2 separate regions of the Homo sapiens genome follow, and region 1 is linked to region 2. The links are chromatin loops, found by intact Hi-C in ENCODE. Cell type or tissue: heart left ventricle. All regions are shown on one strand. Links, peaks and the distances in the headings refer to the core of each region. The heading gives the core; the rest is flanking DNA.

Region 1 (7,374 bases), core at 1,320-6,319, 1.4 Mb after region 2:
TGCCATTTGTCTGTTGTCTCGCCCTTGCTCTGCTCCTACTTCACCCATCTTCTGAGATCCAAGTCAAAATCATCTGCACGGTGAAGTCTTTCCCAGGCAGTTATTCAAGGCAGGACAGATCACACTCTCAAACTTCCAAAGCTCTTTGTACTAATTACCAGGGTGTATTATATTAAATCATATCGGCTTTCTTGCCTCTCCCTCTCTGACCTAAAAACTCCTTGAGGGCAGGGACTGTGACTTTTCAATCTTTGTATCCACAAGTGCCTGGTACCATGCTGGCCACATCTTGCCTGCTTAATAAGTGGATGTTAAATAAATGCACAAATGAGAACGTTTCCATTTGTGTAGGAGAAGAATTATTCTTTTCACCCACTAGATTCCTGCATTCTCCATGCTACACGTTCGGACTCATGGCCCCACCCCCATTTCCACCTCCTCCAAATTTCCCATCACCCACTTCCCAAACCAGGAAGGTCTAAATCTGGAATAGGCCTGTGGCATAACCAGGTAGACACAGCCGATCTTGACTTTGAATATTTCCCTAGGACAGGCTGACCTAGGCTGACCATCTCCAGATAGTCACACACTTGAATGGCCAGATGAGTAACACACACTTGAATGGTTTATTTTTACAAGCTGAAGATTTGAATGCTATCTCTCACTCTGTTGCTTTGAATCAACAAAATAATAATTAACTAGGTACAATGATTTCTGCTTCACAGTGGCCTTAGGAATATTAGATGCTTAGTCTCATGGAGAGCTAACTTTCGTTTGCATCCAGCCACCAAATTTGAATCTGAGTCACCAGTTTACTTTGTTTCGAATTTTCCCTTCAGTTTGGCTGAACATACAGATGGCTTCCAGTACTCTACTGACCAAAACAAAGAAAGCTGGAGTTGTCTCAACTTTGTGAACCAAGCTTCAAAATTCTGGTTTGCATCAATAGACTCTGTTAGAACCAGCCTGAGCCAGCTACCCAGGGAACAAGGCGTTGACTCCTTGGCATCCTGGCATCCATGTAGGTCCCAGTCATCAAGGATCCTCTCCCAGCAAGGCCGGTATGAGCAGTAGCATACCTGTGAGGAGCAGGCAAAAATCCTTCTCACAGAGGAGAAAAGGACCCCAAACAGGCAGCAAAACAGGTAATTCAGGCAGCCTTCTGAACATTTGTGAAAACCTATGCATGTGGCATTACATCTGAGACAGAAAAAGCATTTGAATCTTTTAAGGCAGTGAAAATTTTGAAGACAGAGTTATGGAATGAAGAGTTGAGGCAATTTGGGGTGGGAGAGGGAATACAACTATCTTCACGTTCCTTGCCTTTCAATCCACCTAATCCCCTCCAACATAATGTATTTTTGAAATAAGAAATGTCTTTGCATATAGCCTTCCCATAGACTTGATTGAAATGTAAAACTTTGTGATATGGATTTTTATTTTTTTGAGACAGAGACTCTATCTTCCAGGCTGGAGTGCAGTGGCGTGATGTCAGCTCACTGCAACCTCTGCCTCCCAGGTTCAAGCGATTCTCATGCCTCAGCCTCCCGAGTAGCTGCGACTACAGATGCACACCACTACACCTGGCTAATTTTTGTATTTTTAATAGATATGGGGTTTTGTCATGTTGGCCAGGCTGGTCTCAAACTCCTGACCTCAGGTGATCTACCCGGCTCAGCCTCCCAAAGTGCTGGGATTACAGGTGTGAGCCACTGTGCCTGGCCTGTGATATGGATTTTATGAGCAGATGGTTTTGATTCAAACCTCGTCTCTGCCACTGATTAGCTGTGTATGACTATGGGCATGTGAGTTGAGTTTCCTGTGCTTCAGTGTCCACATCTGTAAAATGGGGATAATACAACTAATTGTGTCATAAGTAGTTGCTAGAGTTAAATTATATGACAAATAAATGAAGGAGGAGCCTGCCTGGATCACACAGCTAAAAGGTTCTTCAGATAAGAGGTAATACTTGATGCTATAGGTTTTAATATGAGAAGTGATAGGATACAGATATAATAATTGGCCTGATGTGGTTCACTTGTTTCCAGTTGTTTTCCTGGCCCTACATGGCTAATATCAGAATAGCCATGGGCTTTGTTATTTGAATGAATATATATATATATACACATATATACATATACATATACACACACACACACACACCCTAAGACACACCCTATTTACACACACTTGTAGGGTATTTTATATATATGTGTGTGTGTGTGTGTGTGATGTATAGATAATATAAAGATACAGCTATATACAGTTCAGTCTGGGACCAGAGTTGGCGGCGGCCAGAAGGCCTAGCGCTGTTCCATTCAGGCTTGGCCTGTTCCTAGCTGGCTGGGCTTGGTCAGGGCTCTTAACCTCACTGAGCCTCAGTTACCTCAGCAACAAAAAGCTGACTATAGTAGAGGCTGGGACAACTCTCCTGGGATGAGCTCTGCTCTGCCCCAGAGAGAATCTGCATTTAGCCATCCAAATGATCCGATTTATCTCCTGAGTCCTGTCTGGGACCACAGCTGGTGGCCAGAAGGGCCAGCCCTGTTCCATCTAGGCCTGGCCTGTTCCTAGCTGCCTAGGCTTGGTTGGACAGGGCTCTTAAATTCGCTAAGCCTCAGTTTCCCCAGTAGCAAAAAGTTGACTATAGTAGTATTTCTGTCTTGTCGGCGTTGTTAGGCTGTAAAAGAGATAAGGCACGTAAGCGGCTTAGCTTTGAGCAGGGCTCCTGACTTATGTCAGCTCTCCTTCTTTCTGTTATTCTTCCTATCTTTTCCAAAAGAACTTTTGTAGCTGTTGACAATCAACTTTGTTGGCAAACATTAGGACTAGGCTAAATTCGCTCCAGAGGAAAGTCTAGAGATGGGAAGGTCAAAAATGGAAAGGCTTTGATTCTGTCAGGACTGGGGGAGCAGAGATGAGCAGCCAGGATAGATGGAGCAGTGCAGTGAGGTGGGAGCCGGAACTGCTGAGCACAAGCCCAGCCTTGGCCGAGGTTCCGGTTGACGCAGTTCTCAGGTCAGCCAGATCACCGCAGCCTTGCTATCGACCCAATGCGAGCTTGAGGCTTGGTCCCTGAGTCCTTAACGCACTAGGAAGCATTTTCTCCCTCTAGTGCCTGCTAGTGCTCGCCACATTTCAAAGAGGCAGCTGCCAGCCTGTCTCACCTCTCAGACATCAACGTGCAAATCAAAGACTCTGGGGCTCCCCGCAGAGAAAACCGAGTCCAGATGCATTTGGGTGGGACCCGCTTTTTCCCTGCCCACAGGTGAGCCTTAAAACAATCTACCTCCAACACGGCCTCAAGGCCTCCCTATCAAGCCAGAGCTTTGCTTTCTTGAATTCTTGAAGTTATTACCGCCCTCTCCAACTCCACCTCCAACCTGTTCCACTCTGCAGGAAGCCCAGGAAGCCATGGAAGGACCAGACAGCGGGGAATCCTCCCACACCCCATCTTCCGGCACACAGGAAAGGAACAGAACTTTGTTTTGCAGAAAAGTAGATGTAGGTGTAAGTGTCTGGGAGTGGGCGCCGGGGGTTGCAACATGCCCTCCAGCTCTCAGGACCCAAGAGCAATGCTTCAGTTGCCGGACGCCTCCAGGAGCAATGGGCTTTTCGGTTGCAAAACCAACCTTATGTCTAGCAAACCCTAAAGGAAGCTGAAGAATCCCCTAGGAAAAGGGATCAATTGGAGTAATATTGGAGTGTGATGGATGCCAACCCCTCCCCAACCATCTTCCACCCTTCTTACCGGCGCCGACGCCCTGGGGCACACACACACTATAGGTGAATCCCAAACAGCTGTAAGGTTTCCCGACCCTGCCGCTGAGGGCCAGGCCCCACGCGGTTTCCTCCTCTCCAGGACTGTTTTCTCCTTCTCCTTCCCCTCCCCACATCCCCGGCCTGCCCTTATATTGCAATCTCAACTCCTCTGGACAGTACTTTTGAGACACACTTATTTCTACCACGCACCTTGCGGGTCGCTGGGGGTCCAGCGTGGGCGTGGAAGTCTCTGCCTTCTCCGCCAGACCTGCGTGGGCAAGACTGAGCATCCCCAAGTCCATGGAGTACCCTCCGGGCCCAGTGCGCTCGCTCTTCTCAGCAGCACTCTGGACACCCTCCCAGCACTGGTGAGGTGCATTCTAACCTCTTAATTCTTTTATTTCCTTTGAAGGTTTTTTTTTTTTTTTTTTTTTTTTTTTTTTGAGACGGAGCTTCACTCTTGTCTCCCAGGCTGGAGGGCAATGGGGTGTTCTCGGCTCACTGCAACCTCCGCCTCTCAGGTTGAAGCGATTCTCCTGCCTCAGCCTCCCGAGAAGCTGCGATTACAGGCGCCCACCACCACGCCTGGCTAATTTTTTTTGTATTTTTAGTAGAGATGGGGGTTTCACCATGTTGGCCAGGCTGGTCTCGAACTCCTGACCTCAGGTGATGCGCCCGCCTCGGCCTCCCAAAGTGCTGGGATTGCAGGCGTGAGCCACCGCACCCGGCCTCCTTCGCAGCCCTTTTAAGCTAGCCGTGGGGACCCGATTTGGGGCGGCGGTGTGGGAAGACCGTCTTCCCTCCGCCATCCAGCCACTTCTTTCACCCTGTTGAGCCCCTGGAGACCGCACCCAAAGCAGTGCTGAAATTCGGGAGCCCGTGGCTGTCCTGGGGAGCGTCAGAGTCTACGGTTTGCTCTCTGTGCCTGTGGAGCTCTGTGGAGACCAAGAAGGGTCTACAAGACGCGAGGAGTAGCAAAGCAAAGGATTGGGCCCTCTTGTCCAAACGAGAACCCTGCTGAGGGATAGAGCAGAGCAGACAACGGGTGAGAGAAGTGAACAAAGGTTTGGCAGGCCAAGGAAAGAGGCCAGAGGCTGTGTCTGAAAAACCGAGGTGGCGGATCCTGCAGTTCCCAGGTTCTTCCCCCGCTCGCAGAGCGGGAAACCGGGGCTGAGGAGATGGATCCCAGCGGGACTGGGCGCCTGGGGCGGGGCGGGGAGCACAGGACTGAGCGTCTCACTCAGCAAGGAGCCCCAACGTCGGGCTCCTAGCTCCGGGCCAGGAAGCTTTCCCAGTTCCTTAACGCGAGTATGTTTCCGGAGAGGTCTTGCCAAGGCTGGGCAAAGGGGGTGGGGAAGGACGGCGGGCAGCTTCCCAGCGTCCAAATCAACGGAGAGAGGGAGGGCAGAGCCCTTGGTCGCGCGCAGTTGACTCCCGACCACGTATTGATTTTCTATGTCTCTGCAATTTCAGGTCCTACCCTGTCCCTTATTCACGTTCAGCTTCGGGTTCTGGCCCACTAAGGGTCCCCAGTACCCCTAGGCAAGCCCAGGGACACCGAACGCCCGGAACGAATTCACCTGAAAGCAGGTTCCTCGAGCCCCACCCGAGGACCCAACCAGCCCTGTGTCCCCATCCCCTTGGGGCAGCTCTATCTAGCAGGCAACCAGTGACTCCAGGAGGAGCTTAGGCAACTGCTGGCCAGGAACGCAACTTTTTTTTGAAACGCATTGCTGTCCCCTTGCAAGGTGTTATTACAGCAATTCAATTACAGTAAATGGCGCGCATCGTCCTCGCAGCTGGAAAGTCGGTAACTAACTGTGACCGAGCGGTGTAAAAGAATCCGGCTAGACAAACACTACTGTTATTTTCCCCCTTCCTTCTGAATTTTCTCCTTTCCGTCTTCTCTCCGTATTAATTGTGGCTCTACCACAGGTTAATTAACTCCAAAGAGCTTAGTCTATCTGGACAGAAACACACTGAGAAATTGGCAAGAGATCCTAAAAAATGGAACGTGGCGTCAAAAAGATTGCCCGAAGTTCCTCGCGTTCCCTTCCGTGGCTAAAGTCCTTGCCTTCAAGGAACTCAGCTTCAGTCCTCTGTGGCAAAGACTCCTGGGGGTGTGGTCATTCAGGCTTAGATCTGGGCTTAGACCATGAAGCCTCCTATGGGGAGTGGTGCCCACTAAATCCCACTTGGCGTGGTCTGCAGGCATCCAAGGAAAGGTCAAGTCTGCTCCTGATGTGTTTCCACTCCTAGTTCATTGGCGATACCTCGCCACTTGTGTTATAGCACGAGCATTTCATGCTAAACTTTAAATAGCATTCCATGAAATTAATACCAACCAAAGGGGGAAAAAAGGCAAGATGGGGGTTGGGGAGGTGGCGGCTGGCTTTCCAGGGTGGCGGTAAATCGTGACTGTACTCCATATGTTAAAATCCGGAGGGAGAGCTGGAGGAAGGGGAGAATCCCTCACCAGTCAGCCTCTGCAATCATTTAAATAAAGGTAAAATTAACATTCGCTCCTTTGAAGTTAGAGTGAAGATGGCTTAAAAGAGGATTTTATTTAGTGGGTGTCATATCAAAACGAGAAGAAAGGCGATGCCTCGCCTGGAGATTTTAGTTTCATAATATTTTTTAAAACATTATTTTAGAAAAGGCCAAAATGGCAACTCAGGTGTCCCACCGCGTTCTCACGGTCCCCTAGGGCTGTGGACCTCTCCCTACAGGCACGGAATGCTCAGTTTTCTCACGCTGGGGGTAGAACAGCCAGAAGATGCCTCCGCAGGTTCCTTTCTCCCAACTCTACATTTGACTAGGACCCGGAGTGTGTTTGTGTCTGACTCCTGGAGGGGGCAGGACCCAGGGCACTGCGCTTGGGACCTGGCCTGGGCCACGGCTGCCCAGCCTCTAGCCCCCCTTGGCGGCCCACCTGCGCCTGGCGCGTTTCTTGATACCAGTGGCGCCCCCCACAACCAGCGTGTCGGGTCAGGAGGGGTAGAGCAGATAAGAAGGTTGCACTCGGGGTGTCCCGACTCGGGGCCAGCCAGACAGGAGCGAGCTGGGGCCCAGCCCTTGATACAGCTCCTGACGGCCCCGGAGCAGACTGTGCGGCGACCGCCCTGCCCCAGGCGCACCGGAGAGCTCTAGCCCTTGCGCAGCCAAAATGGTTAGGGTTGTTTTCGGCTTTGTTTGCTTTTAAATCTATAGGCGCCGTTTCATCTCAAGCTCTGCTCAGCCTCTGACCTCCTGTTCGCAATTCTCCTCTGGACCCTGACTTTTTTGGAGGGGGGCGGGTTAAAGTGAGAATGGGATGGAGAGAGAAATGTTACTCGCCTGTCCTTGGGTCCCAGGGCTGGCGATGGCAGGAAAAGGGGACCCATCACTATAACCGGAGGTCGCCGGCCGCCTGTGATCTGGGGTTGCCGCCCTCGTCCCCCGCCCCCTGGAGTTCCTGTGTAAAAGTTTCAGAAAACACATCCCGCACAGGTCCCTAACCGGGTCCAAGTTGCCTGGGTCTCGCCGCCCTTCCTGGCTGGAGAAAAACCCTGTTTTGTGAGCAAAGTAGACGGCCCTCAAGACCGCTTCTTGTAGTGTTTTTACGGAGGCTCC
Region 2 (7,374 bases), core at 745-5,744:
GATGAGGACATAGAAAGATGAACTTAAAGCTGAAAAGTGAACTTAAAGCTGGAAAAAATGAAGCAATCTCAGCTATGATAGCTGTAATAGAAAAATGGAGTTTTCCTCAGTTTTTCTTCCTCAGAATAAATGGGATGATCCTGATGGCTGTTTAAGTGGAGAGGATTTGTTTGGTAAGCACTTCAGGATGAAGATGCATACTTTAATAGATTCCCAGATGAGGAAGCACCTATATCTATGCTTTCCATCTGCTACTTCTTTGGGAAAAAATGGAAGACAGAAATAGCAAAACTTGTAGTCGCTCCAAATACATCCTCAGATAGAGCACAAAATATAATAGACAAAAGCCCTACTAAACCAAGTTTATGTTTAATGAAAGCAAGGGCATAAAAGAAATACATAATGTCTAAAGTAGATACATCAAGAAATAGCAGTACCTGTGCAAACAACATCTTTAGAGATTATAGAAGTAACTGCTGAAAGGGAAAAATCAATGGAGTTAAGAGTTCTAGGGAAAAACCGGGTGTGGTAAAGCAGGAAGCTCAGGTCTTTCTTTCTTAAAATGTGTTTTCATTTATAATTCTATAACATGAAATATGGATTTCAAAACAAAACTTCAATGAAAGAGAATGAGAGATAGAGCAAGAGTAAGAGAGAGAAAGAGAGAGGCTCGGAAAGGTGAATGAATGAGCCTAGGAGTTTGGAGGAACTTGGATGAAGGGGGAAGAAGTAGTACAGTATAAGGAGAACAATGACCTATTACTTGGTTTCATTAGTGCAGGCTCATGATAGGAGACTGAAGCAGGAGAGAGGGGCATATAGCAGAAAACATGGAAACTTCCACCTGCTGTTTCCATTGCATTTTTGCAAGTCTTCCTGTGTGTCAGGTATGGCTGCTGGTGCTGGCCTTGGAGGATCTGCATTGGCTGCGGTCTGCAGTTAGGTCCAGACTGCCAGTCCCAGCGCCTTAGAGACCTCTGGAAATCAGGCGAGGAGACCAGCCGTCTGAGAGAGCTCCACTCTCTGGCTGCCCCTGCCAGAGTGCCCAAATAAGGTATTTTTTGAAATCAGCCTTCATTAGTGCCTGTTTCTCTTATTTCTGGTTCCCATCTATTTTATAACTTTGTTATAAAAATGTGCTGTTCCAGGCCCTAACATTTAGCCAGAGGTTGGAAGTCTTAGCTGGTTCTTATGACATGTATCAGAAGAGGATTGTTTTACTTGTTAGGTGACTTTTGGGTTTTCCTACATCAATGGACTTTTTAAACCATTGAATTTTGTTTTTAGTATTTAAAAACTCATTTATTTTAACGAAATATTGAAATTTTGGTGAATGTTCAATTTGTCTTTTTTTCCTAGTGGGAGAGATATTGACCCCTTTCTCAATGAGCTGTTCTGGATTAAGCAAAAGCTGTCAATATTGGTCCAATTTTCAGGAGTTAAAAATGAGTTATTTGATCCCAGTACATACAGGGTTTTATTAAAACTAAATAACTCTGACCTAAACATCTTCATTCTGGGTTGTGCCAAGGAACAGAAAACGTGGACTGTATACCGGAGCTGTGTCAGTCTGTGCCAGTCCCAGGATGCGCTGAGACAGGCTCAGGGACATGGTGTCACCTGCTTGATGCCTTCACGGCAAAGGGTGGAGCCAGCAGCAGACAGAGGTCCTGGCTCAGCTCAGTGGCTCCAAAAGTTGCTGCAGAGCTTGGGCGGAAGACGCAGGCTCTTTCTCTTCTCTTCTGCTTCCACCTTCTCTTTGATTCAGAATGTGGCTTCCTCCTCAATAGGAAGAATGTCTCTTAGGAGAAGATCTGAAGCCAAGATGGGGGCAGTGGGAAGGGACATTTTGCAAGAGGATTCCTAATTGTCCAAAAGCACTGAGACTCCTGCTAAGATGATGTCCTCTGGGAGCTGAGGGTCCTGCTGGAGGAGAGGATCTCCTTTGCCTACGTGAAGAGCAGAAAGGGCAGAAGATGAGCTTCAGTTGCAAATGACAATTGATTGAATGATTGTATTATTAGAACTGATACTTGTTTCGTGGTTATTTATGTCATAGATTTAATTTGTATCATATATTTGTACTAATTATTTTTATTGATGATAATCATAGGAAGAGCTGTCACATCAAGGTTTTGTCATGTGCTAGGCACTGCACAAAGCACTTGAATGACATCCTTGAAACTTTTCCCATACTGATCATACTGGAGGATGTCCAGAGAAATACAGAAAAGTGGTTTGGAGGGGAGTAGCTGATGGTAAGTTAAATAAATAATAATAAAATTAGCCAGACGTGGTGGTGCATGCCTGTGGTCTCAGCCACTTCGGAGGCTGAGGTGGGAAGATTGCTTGGACCTGAGAGGTCAAGGCTTCAGTGAGCTGTGATCCTGCCACTGCACTCCACCCTGAGCAACAGAGTGAGACTCTGTCTGAAAAATAAATAACTACACAAATAATATTGATCAATAACAGATACAAGACCACTATGAAATTGGAAAAGATAGCAGAATTAGGATACAAATGTATGACAGGCTGGAACCATGAACCATCACCAATAAGAATATATCTTAGATCACTGAATGAATGTATGGATATTTTCTTAGTTTCAAAAATACAACTGCATATGTCTATTAGGGGAGCATAGCTTAGCAGCCAGTAGCACAGATAGAAAGATCTAGGAGATTTCCTGAGTGCAAGTTATTACATGGTGTGTATAGCTGCCAAAATATTGACTGTGACCTTTGGTTGCATTGACAAAGGTAGAGCATGCAAAGGGAGGTGCTCTATCTATTCTGCGGAGTATTTTCTTTCAGATGCAGCATTTAATGAGAAAAGTATGTGAAAGAGTTTGTTCAGAGGACAGCTATCTGGCTTTTGATGGGACTTCAAACCACATCAGATGTGGAGCTAATAAAGAAAGGTAGGCTGCTTAGATTGAAGAAGGGACTGAGCGAATGAGAGGGAGAGAGAAACAGAAACAGAGAGAGAGAGAGAGAGAGAGAGAGACAGTGTGTGTGTGTGTGTGTGTGTGTGTGTGTGTTGGGTGGGTGGGTGGGAAGAGATAGGAAGGGCTTGAGCATTGCCCTCCGAATTCTGAAGAGTTTAAGAGAAAATCAGCATCCTCTTTATACCAGTGGAGGCCAAGGCAAAGCCCAGGAGGTGGTATTTACAGGTAGATCGAGTTCGGTTCAGATTAGGGAAGTATTTTCAAACATTTGGAACAACTGCCAGAGTAATGAGTTGTTCCAGTAGAGCTTTCAAAGTGTTTTCTTTTGAAAATTCCTTAATTTTATAAATTTAAACCTGTACCTTTAAATCATAATATTTGAGCAATGGTCAGTAGATGGCGGTAGGATACCATAGATTTTACCAGTGGCAGCTGGACTTTCACCCTTCAATATGCTGGAAGTAGATGATTTTTTTCTAATTATTATTGGAAGGTGTATCCTAATCTATTGTTCAGAGAGAAATTGCTGATTTGAAAAACAGGAAATAATACTTCCTAATTAAATAGACGATAATGAGTAACAAATACTTTTATGTTGCCTGAATGCTACCATGCTGTTTCTTTATTGGCCTCTAGAAATTTGTGGTAGGAAGTGTGTGTGTGTGTGTGTGTGTGTGTGTGTGTGTGTGTGTGTGTAAATGAAAGGTCTGGTTTGTTTTAAATAATTCCAAAATGTGATATACTAATTTTGTGTAAAATTTTAAAAATACATGACTGAATTGAATAGAAAATATTTCTATGAAGCATTGCATTGAAAAATCTTATTTTCTTCTTTATACTAGCACCTTTTTGTACTTAGACATTATGAATTTTAAAATAAAAGTGTGCATTCTTCATAAATGCGCTGAATTAATTATTTTTTCCTAGTAGTTTGTAAAATAAAGTTTGTTCAGGAATGGTCAGCTTGGGAGATTTTTATCTGTGTGAGATTTTTCTCTCCCTTTGAATTTTTTGGGGAATTTTGTAATAGAGGAAGGGCCTGTATTTTTAGACACACAAGCCTTAATAAATATTCTTTAAAAGTGGATGTATGTCCAAAACATGTGGAAAATAAAACATGTTGATGTTTAATTTGGAAAGAGGAAGATAATGCTGATGCCACCCCTTCCCCACTTTTTTTTGTTTTTCAGAAAGTGTAGCATGATATTCTTGTGTGTTAGGTTCTTAAGTATCTAGCATAGCAACACCTTTTTCCCATCTAACTCTGAGCAGCGTATTTAGGCTGGCTGCCTGTCTAAAAAGTTGTTTGTGGAGAGCAGTTAGTCACAAAAGCACATGTGGGTCCCTTATTCCTCTTCAATTCTAAGCAGTGAATATACCCCGGGCTTCCAGGGAGACAAATTGTTTTAATTTGCTAACATTTTGGGACTCTCCAGGACTGTGAGAAGCTAATTTCCAAGTTTTGGGACACCCCTGATAGAAGCTTAGGCAGACATTTTCTAAGATTATCTCTGAGACAAAAAAAACAGGCAAAATATCAATTTCTGCACGAGTCTCATGCAAACCATACAGTCCATTCAAGCACGTTCTTTTTCCCATTCATTTTCTCTCCCTCTTTCTCTCTCTTTCTCGCTCTCGTTTTTATTTCAATTGATGGGATCCATGAACAGAGTTGTACTCCCCTATGGAGTGAATGGAAGCTGGGAGATCAACGCCCTATCACAGAAAGGCTGTGTGACCCTCGCCAGGTCCCTGGGCTTTCTGAATCTCTGCTTAGTCATCAACAAATTTGCTCTTCTGCTGATGGAAATTTGGCCAAGAATTATGAAACGAATGTCTGAAAATTTTTCTTGTTACTCCCATAACAAAAAGCTCTATGTAAAAAGAAAGTAACGTGCTGGTATCTAGAACTATCAAAGAATTTCTTCTTTAGCTAGTAAAATAATCATAACTAATGGTCATCTATGAATTTTCCCTACAAAATCTTTATATCACCCTTTAAAGGAAAAACTCAGACAGGACTAAATGTTCTTTTTTATTTTAGCAAATAACGCTAATGTTCTTTTTCTATTTTATATACATATGTACACACACACACACAGGCCGCAAGCACACACAGACACATATATTATTCTTCCTATATGTGTAGAAACAACGTATAAAAATATGTTGTACATTTTTTTCTTGCTTCAGTGTTTCTGCATGGGTTAAAAATGTAACAAAGTAAAATTTAAGCTCTTTCATGCAAGCATTAGTTCTTTAATATATAAATTTTTATCAGTTAAGTACTGCTTTAAGGAATACTTTTTCTTGCTTTCTTTTTTTTAAAATTGAATATTATTTAATGAGAGGCTGGAATCATATGTACTTCTTTAATGAACATGTAATGTAAAACTTTTAGAGACTTGCTTTAAATAAGAAACTTGCTAAGATATCTGAACAGTTGTATACTGATTTCTAGATTATCAAATTGAAACTCAAAGGTACGTTGCGTTTTTTTAAAAAAATCTCTTGATGTGACAGAATTTGTCAGTAAGCAAATATTATGCTCATAAAACAATTTTTTGGAGAGTATCATGATAGAAGTATTGCACAGCACACAAGTTGTTCAACTTGAACTCATAAAACATCATATTATTTACTTGTCTTTTCCTTTGAAAAATAGTTAATTATTGAAGCACTGAGAACATTTTACATTCCTGGCTTGTGGTTGCGTCTTGCAAACGTGAGACTAATGAGAGCAAGTTCTCACCCCAACTCTGAACTTGCTGACTTATCTGATTTAAAATCCGAGCATTTGAACATTGGTGAGTTATTTTAAATAATGATTCTATTTTGTTGTTGCTGCTGTTTCATGAAGAGTGATTTTTTTTTTTTAATTCAACAAAGACAATGCCTTGGATCTGATGTAGGAGAAAAAGGAGTGATGGGTCTGGCAGACATCTATGGCATGTATATTTATTTAACGGTTTGCTATAATGCTTATTATTAATGATGACAATCATGAACTTGCATGCATTGTTTATTTTGTAAATACACATAATGGAGCTTTCAAAAAAGGAGATCAGCTGCCCCTTGCAACGATGGCCGTCTGCTGGGGAAGTAACTACTCAGAGACCCTTTGTGACTTGGGTTCCTGACCCAGTCCATTTCACTATTAATGCTCTTGGAACATTTTGTGAAGTCCATTTATAATTTCCCTGCTCCGAGCATCTAAAATGAACTGCAGGTCTACGTTACATCTACATGGTAGATTAGATTTGAGTATCTATAAGTGGATTTGAACACCAACAGTACCTGCAAAACTAAATATGCATTAAATGCCATGAAGTTCTGGTCATAAAATGCAAAAAGGATTTCCAAGTTCTTGGGGGATTGGGGACACTCTTCAGATAGGACATAGGTAATTTGATTAACATGCACCTTGAATCTACTTTGTTTTGATTCTGAAGAGCAGAAATAAAATGGGCAAAAACTCTACATGAAACCGGAGGCATCTCAGTTTATTTCAGTACTTTTAATTTTTATTTTATATCTTTATGGCAACTTATAAAACTTCTACTGGACATTTGGGCTTCATTTTGACCTTTCCATGCTCTTTCCCTAGATCTGAATTATTTGGCTTTAGTGAAAATGGAAGGAGTACAATAAAAAGAAGCTCAGTCCGAGGGGCACACCTATTCCTGCATTAATTCCGGATTTAATCGTGTGCTACCTGAACTCTGGGACAGCCAGCTTGGCGTTTATATATCTCTCTCATTGAAAGTCCAAAAATCCCAGGGAAACATTCGAAGGAAAGGAGAAAACGTTTGTTTTCATAAATTTTATAAACCCTGGCTCTAACAGATCTTAAAAGGGCGTCTTACATAGTGCAGAGATGCTAAATACTACATCTGCTTTAAATATTGTTGGGTGTCTCAGGCCTTTGTGGAGAGAGTTTGATGCCGTCTTTTGTTGTAGGACAACTAGTGTACTCTGTGATGCAGGGGAGTTGCTAGTTCAAAGGATACAGCCTTACTTCGGGTTTCTTTTCTCTCTTTCTTCCTTTCTTTCTTTTCTTCTCCCCTCCCCGTCCTCTACATTGTGGTTTTTGCTTGGGGGGGCTTTAGTTTTAAACATTCACATGGAACTCCCAGTCTTTCTTCTTTCAAGAAAAGACAAGCCCTTTATAATAATAATTACAAAATCTGCAGTAAGTTCTGTAAATTGAACATACATGAAGCTATATTGGCTACTATCACAACCTTTTGTCTTAAATTGGGTAAATAACTCTCAACTTTGTGCTTGTGGAATGGAAGGTATTTATAGATATTAATTACAGTCAAGCTAATTTAAAGTATCCTTTATTAACGTTCTTCTGGTTTTATGATTTTCAGGAATAATTGCAGCCACCTACACGTACAGTCTTCACATAATATTCTTAATTG

Evidence for each region. A loop is a pair of places that touch in the nucleus more often than their neighbours do. Peaks named below come from ENCODE experiments on the same cell type or tissue, not always from the same donor. Only the 100,000 strongest peaks of a DNase experiment are listed, where the experiment ranks them.
Region 1: a loop joins it to region 2, with 4 times the contacts of the local background. A loop is called at or near these places in 3 of 110 quality-filtered maps.

The regions. Positions count from the first base shown.
Region 1 is chr15:96,366,114-96,373,487 of GRCh38, reverse strand. LOC101927263 (a long non-coding RNA gene) reads right to left here. Exons shown (of 5, transcript XR_007064788.1): 4 at 880-1,079. Among named protein-coding and RNA genes, the nearest start is that of SCDAL, 27 kb to the right of the region's middle. In heart left ventricle, for the core only: no CTCF peak of the experiment used is centred there; a DNase peak (open chromatin) is centred at 3,967; H3K4me3 peaks cover 669 bases; H3K27me3 peaks cover 3,829 bases.
Region 2 is chr15:97,751,289-97,758,662 of GRCh38, reverse strand. The region is part of intron 1 of LINC00923 (long intergenic non-protein coding RNA 923); the gene reads left to right. Among named protein-coding and RNA genes, the nearest start is that of LINC00923, 120 kb to the left of the region's middle. In heart left ventricle, for the core only: a CTCF peak has its summit at 3,348 (motif pointing right); no DNase peak of the experiment used is centred there.